Regions from separate parts of the Mus musculus genome. Here regions 2, 3, 4, 5, 6 and 7 are each linked to region 1. The links are chromatin loops, found by intact Hi-C in ENCODE. Cell type or tissue: left cerebral cortex. All regions are shown on one strand.

The links. A loop is a pair of places that touch in the nucleus more often than their neighbours do. Peaks named below come from ENCODE experiments on the same cell type or tissue, not always from the same donor. Only the 100,000 strongest peaks of a DNase experiment are listed, where the experiment ranks them.
Region 2: it touches region 1 in a loop (2.9-fold over the local background); 11 of 42 quality-filtered maps call a loop at or near these places.
Region 3: it touches region 1 in a loop (2.8-fold over the local background); 5 of 42 quality-filtered maps call a loop at or near these places.
Region 4: it touches region 1 in a loop (2.4-fold over the local background); 6 of 42 quality-filtered maps call a loop at or near these places.
Region 5: a loop joins it to region 1, with 2.2 times the contacts of the local background. A loop is called at or near these places in 2 of 42 quality-filtered maps.
Region 6: it touches region 1 in a loop (4-fold over the local background); 13 of 42 quality-filtered maps call a loop at or near these places.
Region 7: it touches region 1 in a loop (5-fold over the local background); 11 of 42 quality-filtered maps call a loop at or near these places.

The regions. Positions count from the first base shown.
Region 1 is chr1:137,896,359-137,900,358 of GRCm38, forward strand. It overlaps Gm4258 (a long non-coding RNA gene), which reads left to right and starts at 2,109. Exons shown (of 3, transcript XR_003948014.1): 1 at 2,109-2,427; 2 at 3,070-4,000. In left cerebral cortex, no CTCF peak of the experiment used is centred here; DNase peaks (open chromatin) are centred at 2,191, 2,687 and 3,990; H3K4me3 peaks cover 2,614 bases; H3K27ac peaks cover 2,604 bases.
Region 2 is chr1:137,654,955-137,658,954 of GRCm38, forward strand. No RefSeq gene overlaps it. Among named protein-coding and RNA genes, the nearest start is that of Gm34306, 110 kb to the right of the region's middle. In left cerebral cortex, no CTCF peak of the experiment used is centred here; DNase peaks (open chromatin) are centred at 2,060 and 2,244; H3K4me3 peaks cover 240 bases; H3K27ac peaks cover 523 bases.
Region 3 is chr1:137,329,005-137,333,004 of GRCm38, forward strand. No RefSeq gene overlaps it. Among named protein-coding and RNA genes, the nearest start is that of Gm34244, 23 kb to the right of the region's middle. In left cerebral cortex, CTCF peaks have their summits at 1,798 (motif pointing right), 2,004 and 3,143 (motif pointing right); DNase peaks (open chromatin) are centred at 1,799, 3,187 and 3,426; H3K27ac peaks cover 1,058 bases.
Region 4 is chr1:137,604,228-137,608,227 of GRCm38, forward strand. No RefSeq gene overlaps it. Among named protein-coding and RNA genes, the nearest start is that of Gm34306, 160 kb to the right of the region's middle. In left cerebral cortex, no CTCF peak of the experiment used is centred here; DNase peaks (open chromatin) are centred at 1,814, 2,296 and 3,020; H3K27ac peaks cover 446 bases.
Region 5 is chr1:137,785,113-137,789,112 of GRCm38, forward strand. It overlaps Gm34306 (a long non-coding RNA gene), which reads left to right. Exons shown (of 4, transcript XR_878577.1): 4 at 2,987-3,051. Among named protein-coding and RNA genes, the nearest start is that of Gm34306, 19 kb to the left of the region's middle. In left cerebral cortex, no CTCF peak of the experiment used is centred here; DNase peaks (open chromatin) are centred at 1,707 and 3,888.
Region 6 is chr1:138,043,220-138,047,219 of GRCm38, forward strand. No RefSeq gene overlaps it. Among named protein-coding and RNA genes, the nearest start is that of Gm34353, 51 kb to the left of the region's middle. In left cerebral cortex, a CTCF peak has its summit at 1,551 (motif pointing left); a DNase peak (open chromatin) is centred at 1,515.
Region 7 is chr1:137,662,431-137,666,430 of GRCm38, forward strand. No RefSeq gene overlaps it. Among named protein-coding and RNA genes, the nearest start is that of Gm34306, 100 kb to the right of the region's middle. In left cerebral cortex, no CTCF peak of the experiment used is centred here; DNase peaks (open chromatin) are centred at 2,130 and 2,710; H3K27ac peaks cover 1,773 bases.

The sequences.
Region 1 (4,000 bases):
CCAGAGGAAACACAGTGCATGAAATGAACGACAACAAAAAAAATCCTTAGAGATAAAGAAAAAAAAAGTATACAGGACAAAAAAGGGAAGAATACTTCCAATGACAAGAAGCAGTGAGCTTTAAAATATTTCAGAGAGGATGACTTATTTGGAAGATTGAAATTTATAGGTGAGGTTTAGTAGCACAGAGGCATTTAATTGCCCTCTCTGAAAGAGTGCAAGGGGTAATGGCTGCCCCCTGACTTTCCCAGCTTGAGATGGACCCTTTGACTCCTGTTTTGAACATTTCTAGGGCTTGTTGTCCTACTAAGCATTGCATTCAAACATTTGGACCAGTAATAGTGGCCGGAACAACACTCTAGAAAACTCCAGGCTCCTGTGGCCATAAGCTACAGTTTGAACCTTTTGCAGGGCTCAGATGTAAATGTGGTTCCACAGTTGTCCTTAACCTGTGTTTCCAGTCCCTTATGGGCCACTTACCTGAATCTGAACCTAGCTTACATTGAATAGTGAATATCCCATAGCTATGCATAGATATTCAAATACGTTAGTTACACCAGGAAGGAAATAATCAAGGCAAATGATGCTGTGGACACCTTGGGAGAACTCCGGTGCTGTCTCTATAGACGAATAAGAGTTGTACATGTAAATGAATGAGTGCCACAGGGCACGAGCTACCAGCTACAGGACCTGGAGTAGCTTGAAGCTCATTTCCTCATCTATGAAATGTGAGCAACAGCCAACAACTTCAGGGCAACCCAAAGTTGGTTTTTTTAAGGGTGTGGCTGCTGGTAGATCAACTGTGCTCCAGTGGATGGCCCCATACCAGTGAATAAACTGGACTATGTGGCTTGTTTAAGGAGAGAAAACAACAGAAAGAGATACAAATGATGGGGGTAGACTGCTGAGGAGTTAGGTGGGGGACGAGAGAGTAAATATGATCAAATTATATCCTAAGAATTTCTCAAAATATTAATAAAATATAAGCAAAAAGCTAATGAAGTTACTGTTGTGAAGATGGACTAAAGATGTGAAGTCTTGTTACATCCGTGACATAAAGTAAGGCTCCCTTAAATAACGTAACTATTCATAGAGACATAAATAATGGGGTAAGATCCAAAAGATGCCATTGTAGGAAAGTGTGAGTTTCTCGTAGAGAAATGCAAGTAGTAAAAGAGACTGGGTTATCCTAAAGACTGACTACATATAAGAGTGACTGGCTCTTTGGCGGTATTGTCAGCAAGGGCAGGATGATGTTGCAGCAAGATTGCTTTCATTTGGTTTAACTCGGCATTAGTGTTACAAGGCAGCCATTATTTGTCAGGCATGCTTCGGTATTGAGAGAGTGGGATTCGATGATTTTATGGGACCTTAAGCTTTAAGTCTTGACAAATATCTCAGGTGTTTTAAGAACCCTGGTGTGTAAATATCCCCCTGGATAACTGGAAAATACAGTTTGTCTCCAAGTTTTATGGACATTTTATGTTGCTTAAAGAGGTAATTAAAGATGGAATTTGAGGGAGAAGAGTGTATTTCCTCATCCACGTTAGCTGACTTAGTTTGAGTTTCTCATTTAATTTCCCTGGCATTTTGCTTTTTTGATATTTTCAGCGTTACTTTCCCCTTGGTTTTCTACAGAATGAGCTAACGACTCAAAAAAAAAAAAAAAACCTTAATTCTGTTGCCGGTGTCACTCATGAATAATTCAGTATGTTGGTTTAGAACTGCACTAAAACCTTCTTAGTTTTTAAAATAAAATCAGAAAACTTATCATTGGAAGTCCTTGATCCTGGTGCTCCTCAGCCTGACAAATTCTGCAAAGGGATGCAATGATAATCTATTTCTATCATCACTGGAGCTGAAGGGAGAGCAGCAACAACAACATTTTTCTTGAAGGCAAATCACACACAAAATTGCAGGTCAAGGGGATGAAAAGGGGGGGGGGATCTTGCAAAAGCTGAGTTTCTCACCCCCTCCCACAGTCTCTGGGAGGGTGACTTCAGTGACTCCTAACTGATCTGTCACTGTGAAATCCTACAGTCATTCTTCCACACATAAAGGACAAATAGGCAGGAGAGGAGGATCTAAATGCTTTCAGTTTTAACTCTTCACCAATAGTGGAAAAGGCAGAATGCCTAAGCTATGGTTCTGTGGCCAATAGGATGGCGGCGTGTCTCTCACATGACTGCCTGCCCCTGCCTTTCGCATGGGCTCTAATTTAGTTCAATTCAGAACTGCAGATAGTACGGTGGAGCAGGGATGCCTGAGCACAAGTAGCGAGTTCCGAGTGACTTTAGGAAATGCTTCCCCCCCTTCCTGGGCATGCAAACAAGACTCTGCACCTGCACCGCAGTTTGTTCCGGAGAGAAGCCTCGGCTTCGCCCTGCAGGGACGAGGAACTAGAGCAAGAAGCAGCATTTGAAAATTGTAAGTATACATTTCTTTCCGTCAAGTGCGCTGATTAAAATAGTTTTCTGCCAGAAGCCCCAAATACTCGAAGATTTGCCAGGGAATCCTTTTATGCGTAGTTTGAAAGGTAGCCAAAGGGCAGGGAACTGTACCGGGGAGCATTTGTTGCATGCTTTCTTCTGTGAAAGATAAAGAATTAAAAAGAAAAGTAAGGCTTTCTGAAGAGTAGCTGTAGGAGACTCCGCACTGGGACACTGCTCCAGCATGCTGCTTTGTTCATAGGGAAAAAAAATGAAGGCACACACATGTGTACTTAGTTCTCTTCTTTTCGCTCTTTATGTCTAATCAGATTTGATTTGTCCCCAGGAAAAATAAAAGGCAAACTTTGCTGACTCCACTGGCTAGGGCACCCCACACTTTCCAGACATCTGACAGTTATTATAATTAGCCATGAAAGACTGCTAAAGACACTTGGAGGCAAAATAGCTCTTAAATCTGAACAATGGCTTCAAGCCAGGGCTTTCTTTTGATTCATTTTTGAAGTGTTTTAAATTTTACAATAATGACAGAGACTGAACTGTTTTTTGTTTGTTTTTTTTTTTGTTTTTTTTTTTGTTTGTTTTTTGTTTTTTTTTTTTTGTCCACAAAATGTGAAACGAGGTCCGGGCACGAGTGACGGCAGCTGAAAGTGGCCAGTGTGGAGAAGGAAAAGACAGCTTTCTGTCTTAGGAGCCAGGCCTCCATATAAAGATTTTTTTAAAATTCCTAATAGGGTGGGGTGAGGATGTGGGGGGTGGGGAGGAAGCATGCCGAAGCTTCTTCATAGAAGAATCCTCAAAGAATAAAATAATTTAGAATGTCTTCCTGCGGGAGGAGGCAAGGCTATAGCTAACATCTAAGTTGTATTTATGGTAAGATTTTTTTTTGATGGAGTTTTAAACAGAAGTGACATTCAAAGCAGCATTTAAAAAAAAAAAAAACAATTGGAAACAAATGGTAGAAATTGTTCCTGTTACTGCTTTCTTTTCATAGTCAACTAGGGTAATCCAGCAATGCTGGATTGTGTCTTTCCTTCTAGAATCATCTAAATCCTTAAAAAGTTATGTTTGGTCTCATAAGAAATGAAACTGCAAATCAGATCAGTGTGATTATGACTGATGAAGATTCTGAACAACAAAGACTCTGACAGAAAGAGAGTTTATAAGAACACACTGCCCTCCCCATTTTTAAAAGAGAATATTAACTCCATCAATTATTGAAAGGAATTATTCAGAGGCTCCAGACAGAACTAATTACGGCTTAGAGAGGTGCCAGAGCCGAGCCGGTGCTGTAATTATGAAAGTCCAAGACATTAGGAATCATTTTTTTTTAAAGGAGGCTTGAGCACAGAATTTCACATAATCTTTTAAAAATACACCAGTTTTTCTTTGTCTGCTCTCTCATGTTATCTACACCTCCCCCACTGCCGCCCACTGTGCGCTGAGACACCTGAAGGCTAGACATAATGATCAACAGAGCTCCAGCCTGTCTGGACTCCAGCCAGGTCCCCCCCCCCCCCACCCCCCTTCTACAATCAAGGAGCTTGCACGCA
Region 2 (4,000 bases), 240 kb before region 1:
GAGGAAGCAAACTCAGTTCTAAGCTCGTTTTGACTTGTATGTAGGTCTGATAAAGGATTTGGTGAAGAGGCTAAAAGGATGAATGGAGCACCTGATGGTACTTGAAGTGTGAAGTAGTTCATGTCCACGTTCTCATTTGCCCCAGAATTAAGAAAGCAGTATAACTGGATCTGGGAATGAGGACCAGGCCTGGATGTTACAGGAATTTCCTACAGTCTCAGGTGAGACATATTTAGAATATACAAGGGCTATGGTTCTGCATCACAGTCAAATTTAATCCTAACCACTTATCACTTAATTGTCATTTAAACATTCTTTTGAGGAAAGAAAGATAACTCTAATCCCAAAATTTCTGGACTCTTTCTTCCATTGCTTTGTGAATACTTACTGCTCATTTTATTAATTTTTTCTTTCTTCAGTGCTATCTAAGGTAACCTATATTTTGATGCAGTTCACATTCAATTAGATATTAATTAGCCCTTCTATATTATATTTTTTAAATTAAGTTAATTTTGTTTATATCATCACCTTGCTGGCTAGTTTTATGCCACAGGCTAGAGTCCTTGGAGAGGAGAGAACCTCAATTGAGAAAATGCCTTTAAACGACCAGGCTGTAGGCAAGCCTGTAGGGTATTTTGATAATTAATGATTTAACGGAGAGGACCTGGTCCATTGTGGGTGATGCCATCCCCAGGCTGGTTGTCCTGAGTACTATAAAAATAGACTCATATAGAAATAAAGGAAAATTTTAAAAAGGGAAGTCAAGTGGTGCAAGCCAGTCAGCAGCACCCCTCCATGGCCTCTGCATCAGCTCCTGCCTCCAGGTTCTGTCCTGTTTGAGTTCCTGCCATGATTGCCTTCAAAGATGGACTATGATGTGGAAACATGAGTCAAGTAAGCTCTTTCCTCTCCAACGTTGCTTGGCTCATGGTGTTTTATTCTAAAAATGGAAATCCTACGTAGGACACTCACACTTCATTCTTCCATCAAGTCTAAAATATAAAACCACAAACAAATAAACATACAAACAAACAAAGAAGCAAAGATGAGAAGATAATAAATTGCCCAGCTAGAGAAACTCCATAGCTTCTTAGTGCCATTCACTCCAATAAAAAAATAACGTACAAATCGTTCTTTGCCCTGCACTGTATTGTGCACAGAGTGGTCATTTCTCAGTCTTCCATGGAGAACCACAGTGACATGACTCCTTTTCACCATTCAGAAGATCAGTGCCCTGAAGTCTGAGAAGTTAAACTAAGTGTGCAAGCCATTGAACTGTTGGGACCAGAACTCGTACGGATGGGATCCTGGTGGAACCTGTTCTCACACGTGTGACTTTGACCTCTCTGGTATGTGACTCTAGTGATCTGATATGGGATCACTTAACGTGGAGGAAGCCTGTTTCTAGACAGTGAATCTTCGAATGTGGTTGAGACTCTATTCCTGCAAAGAACTTCATTAATTGTGTATTTATTAAAGAGCAGCTAAAGTCATTTAAAAGATTAAAACATATTAAGATCATAGTTTAAAAACTTGGCATTATGAAACAAACCATGAATTAGAACACAAAATGTAAAAATAACCACATTTATGATAAAAAGTTGCAAATAAAAATGATCACATTTTGATTTTTATTATTACCCAAATACTTCGTGTCACTACACCATCTCATTAACAGAATTCTACTGTTTTCCCTGGCTTATATAGTCATAATTTTGTTTGTTATTTGCCAGATGGATGGTGTGCTTGCAGGAGTAGTGAATAAAGAGTTGGAAATCTTTGAATTATGCATCACAGGGAACTCAACTTGGTGTATGCTTTAGTTCACTGTTAGGAGATAAAATGGATTACTACATAATTTTGATCTAGTTGTGGAAAACACCTATACTTATCATCATTTTAATTTACTCCTTCATTCCCCAGTCTGAAAAAATGCTAGGTGTTGAGGCAACAAGGGAAGGCTTGCTCTTTCTCAAGATAACAAAGGAGCTGGAATCCATCTCACAGCCCTGCTCGGCACTGTGCCCAGGTCATGCTTTGATTCATAACGGCATCCGCGAGATTCAGCGGAAGCTGTGCTTTTGTTTTGTTATGGTTTTAAAGAGGATATTTTGGTAGTAATTTTTGGTACTTAATTTGTAGCCAATCCTCCTTGATGAGGAACATAATAATATTGCAGAGCTGAGCTGAAAGTTTATCTCAGGCAGGCACTAAAACCTGAGACATGATTATACTCATGAGCTGCTGAATCTATTCTGAGGCTCTGACCTCATTTCCACCAAAATAGACCTACACTCCACACACTCAGAGGCTCACCGATGGCTGTTTAATCTGCCACATCATTTGAATATGAATACACTCACTTTTTAGACAGATCAACAATGCCCTTTTCTTGTTTCCCTTGCAGGTTCAAGTTTCCTTTGTTTGGTAGTTAGATCAGATCAGTAAGAATGCTATACAGTGCAAGCTGCTATGGGGCTGACAAGCAGTGACTGTCAGTAAAATTTCATTCATGAAAAGTGCTTGATCAGGAATTAAGCAGGAATTAATTCAGTGGATTTTTTTTCACAAAGCTTTTCTTAGTTGCGTATCTACAGTGCTAAACTGAAAAGAGTGACGGACAGAAGGAAGATAGAAGAGAGGGAAAGAAAGAGACAGAGACAGAAAGACAGACAGACAGACAGACACACACACAGAGACAGACACACAGACAGACAGACAGACAGACAGACAGACAGACAGACAGACAGAGACAGAAGGGGACAGAGACACAGAAAGACAGAATCAAACTTCATACTTCATCTTGACTTCATCCAATAATTCTTCAGTGGGTAGAAAACAGAGGAGAAGAGAGAATAGCTTTCTGGAGACTTGCTTTTAGACATCATCCTGTAAGTGTACTTGCAAAGTTCATAGCACAAGGTTACCTGGCAGATGATACGGTGAACAGTCACCATCATATTTGACTTCAATTCTTGAAGCTCAGTTTTTCTCCTTTGCCTCTGAGGACTGACTTATACTTAATGAAATTGTTTCAGTTTTTACCAACCTTCAAAAATCTCACTTTGCAGACAGAATATAAGGCTGCTTAGGTTGAACATAATTTATTACCAAATGATATAAAACTCTGTCATGATAAAGTGTGTGATAAACACACATGTGAGCTTAATCCTGTAAGCCATACTTGGGATATTTTGCTTTCCAGCATTAAAACATGACTTATTTTACATTTTATAATTTTGCCTCACATATTTATAAATTCCACCCAGTTCATCAGCTTGGAAAGACACATGTTGATTACACTTTTTATAAAACCATGGTTCAACCAAACATAGTAAATTCAGATGGTGCTGTGTGTGTTCTAGAACAGCGGGTTTGAACCTGATGGAAAAGCAGATGAACAATAGCATCATCATCTGCTTGCAAAGTATGTAACCCCAGATTCTCTGAATTCATTCTGTAACTCTATCAGTAAGCTCTTACTTATTCCTGTATAATAGAAATGTGAGTTTAATGTGATTAGTGATGATAACCCTGGTTTCTAGGGGGTGTTACAACATAAAACTAAAATATGAATAATTGAATCTGGGAGGCTAATAGGATTTTTCTATTGGCTATGCTATTCAGTGTTATTGTTTTTGACACAGAGAGAATGCTCATAAATGTTACCCTGTTGCACCTTGGGAAACATAAACCAGTGAAGTTTACAGCTGGCAGTTACAGATTGGTTTGGATAACCATTTGCAAAGTGTGTCTTAAGATAACTAGCGTATTTCAATATAAATTTCATACTGAAAAAGTACCAGGAAGCACTTTTAATTTGGTTAAATCTGAGAAGCATGCTCATCTTAGGGAAGAGAGCATCCTTCAGTTGGGGACTCAAGCATGAGATTTGAGATTGAGTCTCCTCTTAGTTTCTTGTGCCATAAATTGGTAACGTGACAGTAAGAGAAATAAGAGATGTACAAGCCTTTGCTTTGTTTGAAGTTATATCATGAAG
Region 3 (4,000 bases), 570 kb before region 1:
GACACTAAAGGCCTGGCAGAAGGCTGGGGCTGGGGCAGGTCACTTATTACTGTCTCCTTTGTGACTAAGGGACAATTTTTTCATCCCTAGTTTAGGGTAGAAACTAGTTAGGTAAAGCCAGGGAACACCTGGTATTCGTGAGGACTCTACAGGGTAGTTCTGGGTGATGAAATCAGATGGTAGATGTGTGAATCACAATGTGTCACTTACTGGCTAGGTGGCTTTGTTTTCTTCCTCTCATCTTCAAATTAAGTAAGGTTGTATGGAGTGTTAGTTGCTGGTCATACATTCAATTCTCAAAACGTGTCAATGCTTAGCACAGTACTGTTACATATCAAAAGCTCCATGTCAGTATTACTTAGCAATCTTGCTTGACTTGTGCAGTTTCACTAGAAAATAACTTAGGATAAGATAGACACATATCTGAGGAGTGTGTGTGCGTGCGCACACACTTGCATGCACACACATTGGTGTGCGTGTGTGTGTGTGTGTGTGTGTGTGTGTGTGTGTGTGTGTATGTGTGTTTAGGTGGTAGACCTCGAGGCCTCAAATCACTAACCATTAAAGCCCACAGCCATTATTCAGTCTATGTGACAAATGAGATCCAGAAAGCTAGCCTAGACTTATTGGCCAGCAACCAGTGATAATCACTACTTCAAGTTCAGTATCTGCTTTATTTTTTATTTTTAGATTGCGTGATAATATCTTAGTATAGTCTTATATGACTTTCATCTGTTCATTCTTTATTAAAATAAATTACCAGATACCTAGTTTGTACTGGTCACTAATGTTGGTTCTGAGGAATTTCGGAGCAAATCAGACTGGGTTGTATTCTAAACATGTTGGGAGACTACTCGGCTTGGGGTGAGGTTTAATCTGAATGCAACTCGAGAAGAAATCACCTGGTGCTGGAGAGATGACTTTGTGGTTAAGAGCATTTAACTGACTGCCCCTCCAGAGGAACCAGGTTCAATTCTCAGCACCCACATGGTAGTTTACAACTGTCTACAACTCTAGGTCCAGGGGATCCAATACCCCCACATAGACATACATGCAGGTAAAATACCAGCGTACATAAAATAAAAGTAAATCCATTATGAAAAAGAAGAATCACCCTGACTGCTCTTTGGAGAGTTTCTTCAAAGGAGACAAACGAGAGTCAGGGCAAGTGGACAGGAGCCCAGTGAAAAGTGACACTGACAGCAGGAAAAGAGCTAAGTGACAGGATTTGCAACACACCTGTGTGCTAAACTTCCAAACAATGCCCACAGTGAGCAAGGACTGCCAGTCTCCATCGCAGCCTCTCACCCTTGCACTTACTGCCGCTCTTCCTTGCCGAACCCATTAACAGGTTAGGGTGGATGGAGAACCGACTTCTGCCTGGGCCTCTTGTAAGTGGTTTATGCATCTGTAAAATGAGTGACTATGTCCCCAAATCTGCATTCATTTGCCCCTTCATCCCAGCCTAATATTCTTTTCCTGATGCTGAATTAGCAGTGAGTGAGAACCCCTTGGAACAAACGGTTCCACAATGGATCTCTGGCAGAAGTTTAAGATGACAACGAAACAAGAAAATAAGATTAGTGAAGGTAAGTCTTCCATTCTTGTTTAGTTCTTTAGTGCCAGTTTCCAGGACCAGAAGGGCCTCCTGTCTGTTTGTTTTGTCTCTGACTCTGTCTGTTTCTGTCTCTCTGTCTGTCTCTCTGTCCATCTTTTTCTGTCTCTCTCATCTGTCTGCCTGTCTGTCTGTCTATCTCTGTCTTTCCCTCCATTCTCTCATTTCAAGCAGAAAGCCAGCAGAGGGCACTGGTAACCCTGAACATGCAAGATATCTGGTGGAAAGTTCCCTGCAGAAGGGCAGCCCAGTGTTAAGACAGAGGGGGGCGGGGGTAGGGGAGGCTAGAGAAGTATAGGCTTCGTACTTTCATGTCCGTATTTTGTAAGTCTATTAAAAATTGGGAGAACCTTCTCTATCTCTCCTTTAAAATGCTTGAGAGTGGCTTCCCCAAAATATGATAGAATAGCATTGAAATACTTCAAGCAGAGTGAAGATGATTAACACTATATTATTCTGCAATTTTTAAATCATTTTATTTGACTCAAAATGTTTGCACTCATGTGGGTAGGATTCAGTTAGAAAATTGAAGTATGCTTTGCCCATTGAGAAATGGTGTATGCGTGTGTTTCCAAGTTTTAAAACCTATTCCAAAGCAGTTATATCCATCAGGAGTGTATAAAATACCTGCAAGTGGCAAGTATAATTACTTGTGCCTGTTGTTAAAAATTGAAGTTGATGTAGTTTTTAAGTTGGAATTTCTACCAATGTGTAACCACCACTTATGTGTGTATGTATATGTGACTACTATATTTATATGTGAGTCATGTAAAATATATCACACACATATTTATATTTTTCCAGAATCTGTCTTTGTGATGCTGCAGAAACTTTCCTAGTGGTTAGTGCTGCTGTGCAGTGGTCTCTTACCTAGATGGACCTATTTTTCCACGGCACCCAAACCTGCATGGCGCTGAGCTAGTTCCTTTAGAATGACTGCCCAATGCTCAGGTATGCCAAAGCTTTCAGGACTTCGCTTGTTAATGCCACAAAAAAGAAAAAAAAATTCATGCACACATGCTTGGAAGCTCTTGTCTGAAAGACCATGGATGTCTTTACTTCCAATTAGACAGTCACTAGGCAGCAAATACAGCATATGACTTATATTGAAGGGCTATGGGCTGCCTGTATCAACTGCTAGAACAGCTAACCTCAGCAACAGTCATCAAAGCTTTAATATAAGAAAACTATATGTGCAAAGACACGTGCGAAGCTCACTTTGAATGTGTTACAGACTCCAGTACTCAGGACAGTTGGCACAGATGGCCAGCCTGACATCAGACTGCTCCTTTTTTTTTTTTTTTTTTTTAAACCGTGACCAGTTCTGGAGAGTGCTGGACTAGAGACTCTGTCATTTCTGACAACAGGAGAACCAGAGACCCAGTGACATTCAAGTTTTGGCATTTTCCAATTTCTTTTTGGATGATTTAACGACCAAAACTGCTGCAACCTACACATTTTGCTTGTCTTCCTTCCTCCACGATGGAGCTAGGATAGGATATGGCTGTTCGTGGCTTTCTGCCTCTGGATGGCAGTAACTCCTGCTTGAATGTTCATGACCCTTAACTGTAATGTCTTAAAGTAAGGACTTCCCATCCTTTGTTAGTTTTCTGTCCAAAGAAAACACGAAATTTGCTTGGTCTGAAACACACACACACACACACACACTCCAAACAAGGAGTCTGTTTAATGTTAAAAAACCGATACCACCAATCCCAGGCTAGAAAGAAAATGAGGACTCAGGGAGCTAACCTAAAAAAACAAAAAAACTGAAAACCTGGCATTTGGATATTTCCATATGTTTATATGTGATTCATTTTCCTTCTTACATAAATTAACAAATGCTGCCGAGCCAAGCGTATTTTTTTTCCCTCAAGACAACGAGGCTCTGCAAAGCTCTAGGAATATATCCAGGCTTTGGGAATAAGCATGTCTACCACTAAAATTATGTGCTCTGATTAATATAGTCCATCTGGATTTTCTGACTGAGGCTTTTCATAGACACAAAGAATTAAAGAGCTTAAACATTAAATACAGAGCAGTGCACACATGGTAAATGTGGTTCTCTAACCTCCCCATGCTGTGGCTACTGCAGTACCGTGAACCGACATCTGGATAGGGCTGTGGGCTGTAATTTATTGTCCTGTAATATTTTCCCGGTCCTCCTCTTGCATGTTCTTTTAAACCTGCTGTTTCTTTTCTTTGGTTCTCTGTCCTAGCCTCACATGCTCCTGTAATGTTTACCTCCTACAGTGAACTAGGACTGAAAGCTCTTCCAACCTCCATTGCCAGCTCTGGGCCTTTGCACAGACGTGTTAGAGAGGGGTTTGTGGGAATCCCTAGCTCCAGCTTGTGGAACCTTTAGACAGGCATGGCTTTCTTATT
Region 4 (4,000 bases), 290 kb before region 1:
AAGTTGCTAATCACTCCCTTTTCTCTAAATTCAGAATAATGTCTAAATTATACCCTCCCAATGACTTTCAAAATGATCCAAGCCCTTTCTATGTTACATCAGCTTTTATTAGGGCCAAATATATCTTTATAACTATAACAATATTTCCCCTATGTCTATCATCTTGACCTTTGTGAGACATTTCTAGGACACTCCTTCATTAATGTCTTCCCTCAAAACCCCTGGCTGTGGTTTATATTTTCACTCTTCCAGTTCTCTTGTGCTCACATGTCAGTTCATTTTAAACACATCTTGATCAAACCAGTGTGTGAAAGGATTTTGTGAACGCAACCTCTCAGTGTGAGGAATACTCCCATGACTTCCCCTACTGAGACTACATTATGGTTTGTTTTGAAACTATGAGTATCTCAGCCATACTATTTAGGCAAGCACTTAATTTTCCACCAAACTTGTAAATACGTATGTATTTCAGATTGCATATTCAGAGCTTCCACTCTCCCATGAGGAATATCCAAAGTGCGAATAACTATTGTGCTATGTCCACCTCATCAGGACAGTAACTGCTCTCTCTGGGAAGAATCTTTGTGTAGCCATGCCTGTGTTAATACTCTAACAGAACAATGAGATCTATTTTCCATTTGTGACAAGTGGCAAGCTTCTTCCCTCTTGTTGCTAGCGTTTATGACTTACACATAATCTTCAGTGATTAGAGCTCAATAGGAATGTCATAGACCCCAGTGTGTCTGATAGGACTGTGGAAATAGAAATGAACTTGTAGGATGCTGGGTGACCAGGGCGCATCTTGTACCATCATCTAGAGCACCTTGGTCACTGTGTGCAGTGTGTAAGAGCTGGCCACCTCTGCGTGCTGATGCAGCCTCTTCTGATAGCCGAAGTTGTCCACACAGGTTTGCAGTCTATTCCATCATCTCAGATCCATTACATCCATCCATTACATCTTCTCCATAGAGTCACAGTCTTTTATATATTCTTTAGTCACTAATAATCAGTTTCTTACTTGTTTCCTTTTAAATTATGATTCCATTCATCCCCAGAGCATAATTTTATCTTAATAAGCACAAAGGATTATTAGCTAATATTTTTTACCATTATAATTTTTGCCACACTTAGGGACTAATTCGGGTAGGAGTATAAATGTTACATGACAAGATTAGATTGTGATTTCTTAGACATAGAAACATCAATATCTCCTGTATATTCCTCCCTTAACCTCTTCATGCATTTTAAAGTATAACATAGGTATGTAGTGAGCTGCTGTAGTAACAGGGTACTCTGTTGGCAAAGAGCCTAACTTTAGGGTCTGGTAGATACTTGAGTTAATAAGGTGGTTAGTGTACAAGCATGGGGACCCACATTAACTTTTCAGAATATATATACAAAAGCAGAAGTGGTGGCATATCTTATAATCCTAACTCTAGGGAGGTGGATGGGGCAGATCATTCTGCCTACTGACCAGCCAGCTAGCATAATCAGCAGGTCTCCTATCCTAGTGAGAGACCTATCTCAAAAGAAATAAATAGGTAGATGCCTCCAGAGGAAGACTATTTGAAATGACTTTAATGCTCACATAAAAGTATGTGGTGGTAAAAACACATAGAGAGTAGTGTGGTTCAATCAAGGTTTGTCTCTGGAAACCTCTTAAAATTTTATTTTATTTTTTTATGGATTTCGTAGCAAGCAGTTGTGATTTTCTTACTGGATATGGGCTACAGTGGAAAACTTGACTCATATTCCTTACCACTCGGCAATTTTCATGAAAAATTCAATTTGTTTTCCACTCAAGATCCTTCCCCCTTTTTATGCCTGTCATCTTCGATAATGAAACTCTGGCCTCTTCCAGATTGCCTGACATTTGCAAGTAAAAACAGACTTCTCGTCACCTAAAATTCTCCCAAGGGTAAATAAGAGAGAGAGAGAGAGAGAGAGAGAGAGAGAGAGAGAGAGAGAGAGAGAGAGAGAGAGAGACAGAGAGAGAGAGAAAAGTCAAACTAAACAAACCCCTACCAACAGAGTTTTTCCTCCCACTTTCCTTCAGGTGGACTGACCAGACGGCCGTGCCTTGGCTTCAGGGACGAGGTCTTCCAGCTCATCAGATGTTGCTGTGCTGCTGAAAGCCATGCTTCTCGTGGGGTCGTCATCTGTGGTCCTGGGAGCACCACATGCATTACTAATTCGTTCCCGGCTGTACACAGACATCTGCATTTTCTCCCCTCCCCCTCCCCTGCTACCTTGAAGAATGCCCATCATTGCTCATCTTCAGTTATTAATGTAGCTTGTTACATTGTTACAGGCTTCTCCAGCTGTCCTCAGAATGTATGCTGAATAAGACATGAGGAGGAGTGCTTTAAAAAGCTCCCCATCTAGGCAAGTCATTAGATGAATGTAAGTCAGAAACCAGAAGGAAAAAATCTCACACCCTGCTGTCTTCTTTGTTACTTGCTTGCACCATGAAGGCGATACATTTGCAGTACTTTGTTTCTCTTTTATTAGCAATAATAACATACATTCAGTTCCATTTTTTCCACATGCAGATTTATTTTTCTGAATGAAGAAATTAAGTAGAGATTTCCCTTGCTTCAGAATTGCATTAACATAAGCACTTATAACTGCTGTAAAAATGTCTACATCCTTTGTTATATTCAATCATTTGCCTTCAATTGTGCTCATAATTGCAGGTGCCCTCCCCTGTACTTACAGTTTCTACAGTCACAGGTAAAATATTTGAAATATAAAGAAGTGTCGGTATTTTTCCCAAACAACACAGAATAACAATGAACCACACATCATTCATATTGTAGTTGGTTTTCAAGTAACTCAGAGATGATTTAGCAAGTATGAGAGGATATATTTAGAGAGAGACTCTATTTAAATATTGCACAATTTATATAATAGACAAGTAGATATTTAAAGGAGCTCCATGAGATTATTTCTCTGAATATACTAAGGAATGATGGTGCTATATCACATGTGTGCCTATCCATTTGTTCATCCATGTGTGTGTGTGTGTGTGTATTCATGAATATGCGTGTATATGCATAAGTGTGTGCCTTGATGACAATGTGTCATCTAATTTTAGGTGATAGGTTGTTTCAGAATCTTGTATATATCTAGAATATTGAAGAATTACAAAGTATGTGACTACTCATTGCATCCTTCAATACAATTCAAGAACAACTTGTTTAATTGGATCTCATTTTATGGCACTTCGCAGATATGGAATGCTCTAAAATCAAAAGGGTATGGAAACCTTATGTAGAACAAGCCTACATATTATGTTTTTCCAACAATCCATAAGATCACTAGCATACCTGTAGCTGCAAATAGCTGAAAGCATATAATATTTGTCATACATATTTTGTATATTCAGGTATACATATTGACTCTTTAGACACAATGATATTGCCTACTTCTTAGACTACAGTATAGTATGAACTTAACTTTTATGTGTATTAGACAAATAAAAAAATGGTGGGACTGGTTTTCTTGAGATATTAGCTTTGTTTCAGGGATCTTCAGCCAAACCTGAATATTTTTACAGTGTAAGTGCGGTAAAGGTCTCATGCTTGATCAGGACTAAGTCATCAAAACAACTGGAAATCTGATAGAATTTCCCTCAGATTTGAGGACATCAGGCTGTAACCCCATGATGTCCCGTATCCAGTGTCTAGTACTTGAAAGAGCTGTTACTTTGTCTCTTTATATTTCTTCTTTCTATTTTTGTGCTTCTTTTCTCTGTATGACCTCCATCTAACCTCCTTAAAAATATTCCTTTATACCTTTATTTCTTCATATACTGAAAGCTAGCATATCTTTTTTCTAGAAATCACCAAGAAATTTTTTGTAACATAATACCTAAAATTCAACTGAAAGATGTTTATTAAATTGAACAGTTATTTAGAGCTAACCCTTTGTTATGTTAGTGTCCTTTGCTCTTTTTGTTTCTCTGATAAAAGATTGTGACCCAAACCAAATTGGGGAT
Region 5 (4,000 bases), 110 kb before region 1:
AAGATAAGAAATATAAGCACATGGGAGGCAGAGACAGGTGGATTTCTGAGTTCGAGGCCAACCTGGTCTACAGAGTGAGTTCCAGGACAGTCAGGACTACACAGAGAAACCCTGTCTCAAAAAGAAATATAAGGATATAATCTATGTATTACCTAAATATTTTGCTTGCAGTTTTAATGGTTGGATGTATTTTATAGTATCTACAATATAACTTTGTAATATAAATCAGATAGATAGATAGATAGATAGATAGATAGATAGATAGATATCGGTGAAATACTGTTAAATAAACCAGTCACCTGTCATGTTAATGTGCTGTGCTGTGGAAGAATTGAGTGGGAAGCAATGTGTTCATTGACTGAAAACTGGAGTGTCTTCTTTCAATGATGTGCCTTTAAATAGATGAGGGTCATGTTATACTCAGTTTCTCTTGTTTGTAAATTATTAATACACCATATTATTACTTCCTTTTTGTCCTTCTAACTGTGTACTCTTAAATATACATCCATAGTGTATTGTGTTATGTTAGCACAGTCATTCTTTACCCACTAAAATTATTACATTAAAATATTCCAATTAGTCATAAAGTTATTTGACAATTTTCATTGTTCAGCCTCTGCAGGCTATGATTCCTGGTGGGAATCAACAAACTCAGTGCCAACCAAAACTGTCATTTCACCTGTTAGAACGTTAGTTTTCCAAGGACATAAGATTAGGCAGGTAACTTAGGCCTCAGTCTTATTATACAATAGACTAAGGTTTGCAAATTATTCAGGATAGTTTGTAAAGTAGTAGAGGTTGCTAGGGAGGGCTGAAACCTGAATATTGAGCAGCTTAACAGGACCATTATGGAAGCCAGACTATTCAGAAGAGTGGAATGGAGGAAGCTCTGAAAGAAATAAAATCACACATCTTTTTCAAAAAGGGGAAATAAAACTGGAAAAATTACCTCTGAAGACTTATTTGAAAATCTAAACCCAAACTACAAACAGAAACACAAAGACTAATATAACATCCTTTATGAGAAAGAATAGTTGATTATTTACCTAAAATATCAATTAACTATGTTTATAAATGAATCAGCATTCAAAATAACATGGATTGTGTTCTCAAGAGTTTCTGCAAATATAAAATCATTCATTATGAAAATTAATTGTATAATATTTTACCTTAGATTGGCTAATGCAAGGAGCTAATTTATGTTAAATTATGAGAGATTGTGAAGCCAGGAACTTTTCAAGAGATAATACATTATATGGCACACCACAGGACCTTTTATGAAACTGTAAAACACCCTAAAGCATTCTAAAGCAGTATCCATGAATAAAGACTGAGAACCAAGGAAAGGGAGGCAGGAAGAGAAGTGTATACCTTGAACTTGTGTCTGTGGTGTTAGGGTTCAGAAAGAGACATGAGACACCCAATTTCTAGAGATGATGCTTAAGAGACACTTTCCAGAATGGAAATGCAGTAAAAAAATATAAAGGATTTTTCACCACGGAATATATAGATGCCAGGGTAAGGTTGACTGTCACTGTACCACAGAATCTCTCTCATTTGCTGCAATTTCAAATCAGCACTTGAGGAAATTTCTTCCCAGAGCTTTAGTTGATCATCAGCAACACAAATAACATCAGTGCTTTAACAGGCTCACTGGATGAGGACAAAAGTAGCCCATGCCAAGTTTCTCTTAGGAATAGTTTAGCTGTTTCCATGTGAACACTCCAGGCCTCCATGGAGAAGAGGGAACTGCTTCATGACACTGACTTGCTAAAGACATCTTACAATGATGAAACTCTACCCACAGTGCACTACACAGCTCCCTCCCCTTCTGCTCACCCTCAAATCCCAATGTCCATCCTCCTGCAGCCAGGAGAAGTACAGTACTACAGCTATTGCTTGAGGGACTACTGAGTCTGCCTTAGGGGAAAGGGATCCAGTTACCATCCAGTAGAAAGTTCCTAATTATCTGGATTTTATAAACTCTCTGTTAGAGAAGTATACCATTTATTTATGTATTTATTTAAAATATGACAAAAAAGAAAAAAACAAACAAACAAGAAAACCCACCCTTTAGCGAAGCTCTGACCTCTAATCAGTTTCCAGCATGGCTCAATTTCCCAAGCATTCCTGACTGTACATGAACACATACTGCAAGCACACACATATCTTTAAAGCTGTTTTCCCTGAGGCTGCCCAGTGATGATACAGAGAAACTCCTTTGCCAGAAAGGACAATTTACCATTGTGCTTTGAGTGATTATTTTTTCCCTGAAGAGAAAATTATATTGGGCAAAATGCCTGTAGAATTGTATACTTTATATGTTAGGACAAGAACTTAAGACTATTTCGCACAAAATGTTAGCCCTTCAAAACAAATGACACGATTGGATATTTCCCCACATTCAGGTTTTAAATAGAAAAATGACTTCCTGTGAGGAGTTCTAACATTGGCGCTATGATATTTACATAGATCGTAAATCTAATATCTCACAAGCATCCACTTGTTCTTTGAAGAAAAGTTAAATAGCATCTCAATAGAGAGGGAGGGATGCCTAATGCAGGCTAGGTATTTTATGTACGGCCCTTTCCAAGGTGCTGTAAATGCATCCATCTTTGCAATTAATGCATTTATTTGTCTATAAGATGCCAAGGATCCATCCTTTTCTCATTTTAATTTCAAGTTTCTGATGAGATATGCTAACATTTATGGCAATTTTATCAGTAGGTTAAACATTGCCATTAAATTGTTAGCTATTTCCAAACACAGACAGACTCTCCCTAAAGAGCTGTGTGTTGTTAGCAAAGCATCAGAAGTTGGCTCTGCTGACATTTGATAGATTTCTTGCCAGTGTTCTCTTCTTCCCCTGTGCTGATGTCCTCCTTGCCTACAAAGCTTTATTTCCTTTTGAAGTGGAGAAGAAAACTTAAAATCTTTACCTCTATTTAACTGTTGGAACGATTATAATTTCTGCCCTTCCTTTCAGTTGTGACTGTCACCAACAACCGGCATCTTCCCACCTTTGACTTGTACGACGGACATGGCCAAGGCACAGCCATCTTCTCCTAGGTGAGACCCCCTTTCCAGTGGAGGCTAGACATCAGCATGTCTGTCTTCTTCCTGCATTCCAGGATCCTCCTTTGCAAAGCTCCTTCCCCTTACTCTATGTGTTCAAAGCGCTGCAGCAGCCTCCCTTCCTCTTTGCTACTGAATCCGTTTTCTGTCATACTGTACATGGCCCCTATGGCTCCAAAACAATTTGTGTCCGTGTATCAATTCCTATTGCATTTAATGCCTATATAGGCTTCTGAAATATATGAAAATATTATATGACATGCTCTATGATATTCTTTTCCAAATAAAACTTACAAATATAAGTTGTGCACAGACATGATGGAGAAAATGTCAGAACAGCAATATAACTCAAAGAGAAGAAAAGTACAGGAAATTAATTTGGAGTTAAATAATATAACTTAACAGGTAAGGGCTTAGGAATGTTTTGAACAGAAAAAAATTGTAGTTATTGCTTGCACCTGTTTATCATAAACACGTTTTGGACTTAGAGTGTTAGAAAGTGTCAGATGCTCTTTCCTATAAGAAACAAAAGGAAAGAAAGGTACAGGGAGCAGCAGACATCAGTATGGGAAGGAGAATTTGAAGTGGGACAATGTTTAACCAACACAACTCATTTGTACATGACAAGAATAAGAAATAAATGAGCAGAGTGGAAATTAGCCAAGCAGAACTTGAGATGGCTGTAGTGGAAACAATCATAGCCGTGTTCTATAAAGGGATGGAGGCGTTTTTCTAAGTATAGAATCAAAATCTATGCTGTTGCCTTGTGTGGGGGAGTGATAAAGTATCTCAGAATCTTAAATGCATTTCCTGCCTTAAAATTCAACCTCAGATGGAGACATGTAGGCACCAGCACTTAAAGTTACCCCGTTCTCTGCTTCAGTAGGCAGTAGGAGCTAGAGGATGGGCTGGAAGAAGAAGCAGT
Region 6 (4,000 bases), 150 kb after region 1:
CTAGAATCTCCAGGCAAGTGTTTCATCGAGAAAATGAGCCTCACACATATTAAAGGGAGACTGCAAAGCACAGAGTAGCAAAATCAAGCAGGTTCCTTGAGGAGATGCTACCGCTGCCCTCCCTCTTACATAAGGGCAAAGAAACAGAGGCACATAGAAGATCAACCCCCAAAGTGGAGAGGCAGCAGCAAGGTCACAGAAGACCGGGATCGCAGTGCAAATGAACAGGGTGCCAGAGTGTTCTGCAGGGCTGAGTTAACGGAGCAAACACGAGCGTTGTTTTCAGTGTGGTATGTCCTCAACACTATTCTGGAGCTGTCACCAATTAATATTTTCTCACCTCATTTTCACTCATTTTTTGTTATTTTCTAAACTGTGGAGATATTTGAGCTGGAAAAAAGTCTAATGCTTGGATAGTTCTGAAAGGACTTGTCGGCCAGCCTGTTGAGGCAGAACTTCTGTTGGTCATCAGCCCAACAGAGTTAAACTGGGGGCTCCAGAGAGACAATAAACAACCCTAACACAGCATGAGACAGAACTGGGTTCTCCCCTGGAAGCAGTTATGGGGACACTCCCCCCTCCCCCCCAGAAGTCACACCATATTGGAAATTGTGGCACACAAAGAGACTTATGAACACTCGCTTCTCCAAAGCCTGCCTTGCCCTCGATTCTTATTTACTATTGTACTTTGACCCAAGTCACTCTCCTGCTTCTAAAACCACCCAGAGAGGACTCTCCATAGTCTTCCCTGTGCTCCACCTGCCATTCCATAGGTTCCTAAAGGTTTTGGCAAGGAAGGCTTGATAAAGTTTTAAAGTGTCAAGAGGCACATGACAAGAGACTGCTCTTGATGTAATCCTGAGACTGACAAATAAATGAGGTTGATATATATAACATTGCAAAATTTGTGTCAGAGAAGACGATCTAGTGTGGGAATCACACACACTGTCATGAACACATTTGCAAACACACTCACCGACATTCTTACGCACACCTGTGTTGACACACACACTCACACACATGCACACTCTTGCAGGCACACTCACACATAAACTTACACACTTCTAGTCACATACACTTACCCACACGTTTGTACTCACATACACAGAAGCACTCAGAACTCTTGCACACATACACACACTTGAACACATTTACACACACACACACACACACACACACACTTTGCAGGGAGGCTAGTATTGTATGTAATGACAGATAGGAGAGCTATGTGAGGAAACACTGGCCATAAGTGTCGCTCACTCTTGGGTGCCTCATGTCAGAGAGTGATCCAGCAGTAGGTTCCCATGAGACATAATTGGAAATGCCATGCTGGTCCTGTTTGGGAAGACTGTACAAAATTCAAGCTAAAGTGTTTCATCCCACAGGAATAATCTTAGTTTATTTTAGAGTGCCATTCCTGTCAGCAATATCAGTGACACAATATGCATGCACACCCGTAAAAAGCACCATACAAAGGAATACTTAGAAGCCCCACCCACCAGCAGAAGGAAACTATTGCAAAGGTTTTAGCGCACCCTGGTGGTCATTATGCTTTCTACATGGGGCGAGGAACAGCAAATATATCTGCGCAAAAAAAAAAAAAAAGTTTCATTACATGATTATCTCTGAGTATATTCGTACTATTCCGTGTCCTTTGAAATTAAGCTAGAAGCATAGACCAGTAGAATCAAATATTATTTCTAACATATTCATTCAGCCTTCAGTCAGCAGGAAATATATATTTCCAAAGTGTTCTTGACAAAAAGTCCAATCTTATTGTACTTATTGTGGACTTGAAAAGCTCCTTCCATAGAATTCATTTGAAAATTATTTGAAGTGATAATTTCATCTTGAAATTAAAAATGTGTTTTAAAGTATGTTAACATCTATTTAAATAACAAGACTCAAATCCAAATTTAAAAACTGAATAAGCATAATACTTTGTTTTGTTTACAGGTAACCCATGTACAGTAGGAAAAGTTTAAAATAATTATGCAATGTGCTCATCTTATATCTATGATCACATGCTAACAGGGCTGACGTTGTCTACTTGCTGTCTAGAATACTTATGCATAAACATTTATGCAACTTTATGTTTCATTAAAAAAAAACTTATTCTCAGAATGTGATAGAATAGCCAACATTTGTCATTATGTCCCAGATAATTGTTCTGCCTCCACCTAAGCTGAGATTGGAATCTTGCCTCCAGCTCAGTAACGACTCATTTCCTAGGGAAATTCAGAGATTTATTTTCTCCAACATTTTAGATTTTATAATTTAGTGAGGTCAGATTTGTTTAAAAATTTTTAACCATCTTCCAAGAACTCCTCTTCTCTCTCTCTAAAAAAAAATCCTCTATAGTCCCTGATGAAACCTGTGAGACAAGTATGTAAATAAACCCAGGGTCTCTGTGGTACATTTATCAGCCCTCAGCTGTGATCCCGGTGATCTTTAAGTGTCCTTTAATACAGGATTTTCAGAGATGAGATGATACTTTCATTTTTAATGAACACATCAGTGCTTCTTTTTGGGTTCATAATTCCAACTCAGGTATATATATATATATATACACACACGCGCGTGTGTGTACATATATGTATATGTACGTATATGTGTGTGTACATATACGTACATATATGTGTATATATCCATATATATGTATATGTACATATATGCATATATATACACACACCTGAGTTGGAATTATGAATATATATAATTTTTAAAATTAGATGTTTTTCTATTGAGATGGGATTAAAATATCTGCTGTACTGTGTGATGGGCTAGCTCAACATGAAAACTTTCCAATGTGCAAACTGGTTCTCTTCTTAATCCTACATTGAAGTCATTCTTTGCTTATCACCCCTTAGTTCTCACGTACTTAGAAGCTTTCTTCTATCAAAGTGAGTGATTATTGAAAATGGATGCTTCTCCTGGTTGGACAGAAGACTCCTTCTTGAAGTCTTATGCCTTATGCTAAGCTAAAAGTCCAGCAAAGCCTTTGGACTGAGCCTTATGAAAGCCTCCTAAGACTGGAACCACTGATATCATATGGATGAAAGGTGACAAGACTCTTAGGAGTTCCTTCCAAGGTCCCCCCTTTTGCCAGAATTCAAATTTCCACCATAGAAGAGGTGAGCAAGTACCTGTGATATGATCTCTTGGCAGGACAGCTTCCTGTAGTCACCTATGCTGTCCTGAGAAATTCTGATTCACTAAAGTAATCAGAATGTGCTGTTTGTGGTTTTAACTAGGATGTATAGATATTTCTTTTTATCTTTCCAGGGAAAGCCACACACACACAGATAATCTCACCCATAAAATGCAGCTTCTCATCAAATAAAATGTTAAAGGTCTCCTCAGTAATGAAGTCACTGAATGGGTTTCTTTGACCCGGTGAGCATTACATTTGTAGTAGGTGTTGTATTTTGACGGAACCATGTGATCATTTGGGTGGGGTGGAATCACTTAATGTGTAATTGCATGGAAGTTAATCAGATATTTGTTTTTGAACAAGTCCTAAAGGGTGGGGAAAAACCCAACTCCTAAGGCATTTTCTAAGGGGTCGTATTTTATTAGCTGACTTAAGATACTCATACCTCTTACCTTAAAGCTTGGTGTGTAACTCTTTTGTGTAAGGTCAGCACCTGTTGAAGGGGATTCAAATGATGGTAGAGCAGTTGCTTCCTTCAGGTGAAAGTCTTCAGTAGCATAGGCCACGGATGGACAGAGCTAACTATCCAGTCGCTTCATTGATCTTTCATTCAAGGTTTTCTCTGAATTCCCCTAACATCCAACTCGATTTCTCTTCTCCTGGTGCGAGGTTTTGTCATTTTCTAGGCCAGTGTCCCACAACCAAGTAATACTCAATACTCTATTCAATAGCGAGAGGTTAACGTACATCACAGAGTCCGATTTCTTCTTTGCATTTTTAAATAACCTTCAATAAAATATTCCCTAGCCTCGCCTGTGCTCACTGAAGTGTGGCCTCTGTGAAGGT
Region 7 (4,000 bases), 230 kb before region 1:
GCTCATTATTGGTAAGACAAAGAAGCCCACGTTCAAGGATAATTAAGTCCTGGTCTGTGGACTCACCCAAACTGGCTATCTTTATACACCACATACTTGCTTTAATTACCCCACCCCCCACCATAGGCACACAGGATTGGAGCAAGCAGACCATGAAACTAAACCTCAAAACCATGAGCCAAAGTGAAATTTTACTTTGTTAAGTTGTGAGAAAGTATTTTCACAGTGAGAAAAAGGTCTGACTAACACAATAAGCATGTGTGCTTGTATTTTAATTTTATTCTATAAGCATTTAAGTGTCTCTTAACTGGCAGATCATTAAAGGGTCTAAAAGAGTGATCCTACTGCTCTGTTGTTTAAGGAATATATTATAAGGCCCCATAGGAATTAGATATAATTATAACAAAAAACAGTGTATATTAAATAATAATATTTATCCAAGAGTAGTAGGATGTAGTCAATGTACGTTAGAGGAGACAAGAGATGCTTTTCAAAGGCAGGTAGCATTTCTGTTGGAAATTATGGAAGACTGTACTAATAGGCGCTGTACTCTAGTTACTAATGAGATTTCTGTTGTTTTCAATGCAATGCAATGTCAAGTGTTTATGAACTCAACCTTCTGACCAAGAGGCAAATTCTCACAGACCTTGATCCTCCTATCTTTCCCTTCAAAGCCTTTCTAGACACCATTTTCTTAACTATCTTCCCATATTCATTCTAATCCCACAGATACAATAAACATCTATTTATGTATTCATAGCTACTTCTTATTCATCAAGAAGAATAGAAGTTTTTCTTGTCTTAATTATCAGTTATGATACTCCCAGGGATGATAATATTCCTGTTTGTTGAGGCCAGCCATGGTTATTTCTTTTTCCTTAGGCGGAGTATGTGATGCAGTCAGTCAGGGAGTAATCCAGAAATGCTGGAGAAATGTGACATTTTCTGCCTAAATAATGGTCATGCTATGCCATAATGATGAGAGCTACAGTCATTTTACCACTTCGAAGGAAAACCTGTTAGGATTCAGAGAAGTTAATTTAACATATTACCATCCACCCAGAATCCACCAAGTCTACACTTATACTTTTATTCTAGTTCCTTGGCATTGGTGATGATAGTTGTGCACAGTGTAAAAGCTACAGTTGGTGAGTATTTTCTTACTTGAACTTTAAAAATTTCACCATACATCTCTTTTAAAGCATAGCATTTTTCTGAGAGACAAACAGACTCAGAGATGAACATGGCCAAACATACATACACAGAAATAAAAGAATGGTTCTAAGAGGGTCAAATGTTGTGGTATGAACATGACAAAGGAATGACAATGAATGCTGGCCATATCTAGATGATGAAAAGCATTGAGTTTTAAATGAAACAATGTGTTCAAACGTTATGATCTTGTTATGTTCTTTAATGAGATAGTCTTATTCTGCAGCCAGAATGGCCTTGACCATACTGTATTATAGCCCAGGCTTCCTACAATCCCATTGCACTTCTCCTGTCTCAGCCTCTCAAGGACTGAGATTTCAAGAGTGAGTTGCTATCTGGCTTCCCTTATCTTTTTCTTTTTAAAGCAAGAACCTGGTGATGTGTATTTGGAAGGAAAAACACATATCAAAAATGAACTAACTGCAGAAAGTTTGGATATTCTGAGACATATGTAATTCTGGCAATGAAATACAGCTGGATTTGCATGGGAAACAGTCACAGAAATCAAACCTGTTAAATCTGACCAGCAGGAAAGTAGTGTGTGAGAGAGGACGCATGAACACAAGTTTCCACACTTGCTAATTTGAGGGACATTATAGCATATATAGGGGAAAAGACTAGAGAGGAAAGATTAGGGAGTAAGATAAGAAGTTAAATAGAATACAGTATTTTTGGTATAGTTTGAATTTCAGATGTCCATAAGATGAATAAATGAAAACACTCAGCAAGCCTCAGAGCCTATAAACCATACACTTTTTTCTCAGTCTTCTGAAGTTTTCACTCAATTATCTCCAATTTGTAAGGGGAACAACCAGATGGGTCTACCCCAAGTCATTAATAGATTTAGTAGGAAAAAGTAAGAATGTGATTTTTATAAATGCTTTTATGAAAGCAGATCTTACAGGCCCTCCACATTCTTGGGAACATCTTTCCCACCCACTCAGCCACCAGTCACACATACCATTCTACCCTATTCAGGCTCCAACTAATTTTAATGGGTATTAATTTTCTATGCTATTTTAATTTTCTAGAGTACCTGGGGGAATTGTGCATATAATAATGTGTAAAATCAAATCTGGAATCTATAGAAGTGGATAAAAATTTAAACACTTCCAGAAATTCAGTCTTCAGAGTGTAAGGTTATTTTAAGTAACGGAGAGCATAGATCTGAAAATGCTTATGTCTAAACTGGAGCAAATGGAATCACTAATTTGGTTTTTGTTAAGAGGAAAAGTATCTCAGATTTTCTAAGTCCTCTTCCCTCCCCCAAATCAAAACAAAACAACAGACACCAGCAACATTTGCCATACTGGGATCCCAGTGTCTCTCCAGCCATTCTTTTAGAAAAGGGTTTTCTACACTTTAAGAGGTTTTTTTTCCCATGGTTTTGGTTGTTCCCCATATGTTTTGACACTTCTCAGAGCATGACTTCAAAGGGATCTTCCTGCTGGAAAATTTGGGTCTTTAAGCTTCAAAAGGAAAATTCCATAACAGTGCTTCAGAGACCTGGGCAGGAAGTGCTTCCCATACTCGTTGGAAAGGAAAATAGAGTGTGTCTATGTTTTTGTGAAACTTAGGAGGTCATTTTACTTATAAACGCAGCCTCATTCTTCATCTCCATGAGATCATGCTTGTACTCCCACCCCCATATTTTCTTTCTTTCTTTTCTTTCATGGGAATGTCTCCAGGCTCCCTTTGCCAAGAGGCCGTGTCTAGCATGTGGAATCTATAGTATTCAATCAGGAGGATGAGATTGCTATTGCTCCCTGTGACTATCATAAATTGTACCCATTGAAATTCACACAAGGCAATGGGCTGTTCTATTGATTCATATTTACTCCTGTGTATGAATTTTACATTCTACTGACTGAAAGAGCTCTTCAAACTGTAGGAACCTAGTTCTAAATTTAAGAATGTAGAAATGCTTTAGTTTGGGTAAGCCAAACCAACTGATGTACAAAGATAAAGTTATGTTCTATCACAATCCCTTTATTAAAAAATCTGGAAATAGAGAACACTCTAGTTTTCAGATTCCTGTTTCCAGCGTGAAACCCCAGAAGTCTCTGCAAAGTATGGCATTACTCTGCAGGAGGCATTCCTAACTCCAGATCAATCATTGCTCACAAGCACTAGCAAACAGTCTTGTCTATGTTTCCCATTCATTGTCTCAAGTTGAAGGTGATCTAGGAAGGGCAAGAAATGGAAACCTAGGCGGGCATGAGCTGTTACACATAGATCCAAAACCTTCTATGTAGACATCGGCGACTTAGAAATTGGTGACTAGGCCGTAACCAAGAGGTAGGTTCCAAGAAAAGTTTGATTCTGGACTTTAAACTAAAGGAAAGTAATTTTTATAAAATTTTTCACTTGAAAAATGCTTGCCATATTGGTTGCTCACTCAGATACATAATTTTCATCTACCAACTCTAGGAGTCTTCTTCATTTAGATTCTCTAGACAATTTACTTTTAGATAAATGTTTAAAATATAGTAAGCATAAAAAAAAATGATCTTGAATCACTCTCTGTGATCGTTAATATTGTTGACTTGACAGACTCTAGAATATTCTAGGAAACAAAGCCCATGTGGGTCTGTGAGGGAGTTTCTAGCTTAGGTTGACTGTCCTGAGAAAAATCTTCCCTAAATGTAGGCAGCATATTTCCCTGGGCCGTGGTCTTGAGTGGAATGAAAAGCAGAGAATGAGCTTCAATGTTCAGTGTTCTCTTTTCTGACTTGATGTTCCATATGTTTTAACTTTATGGATAAACATATTCACTGTATATAAAATT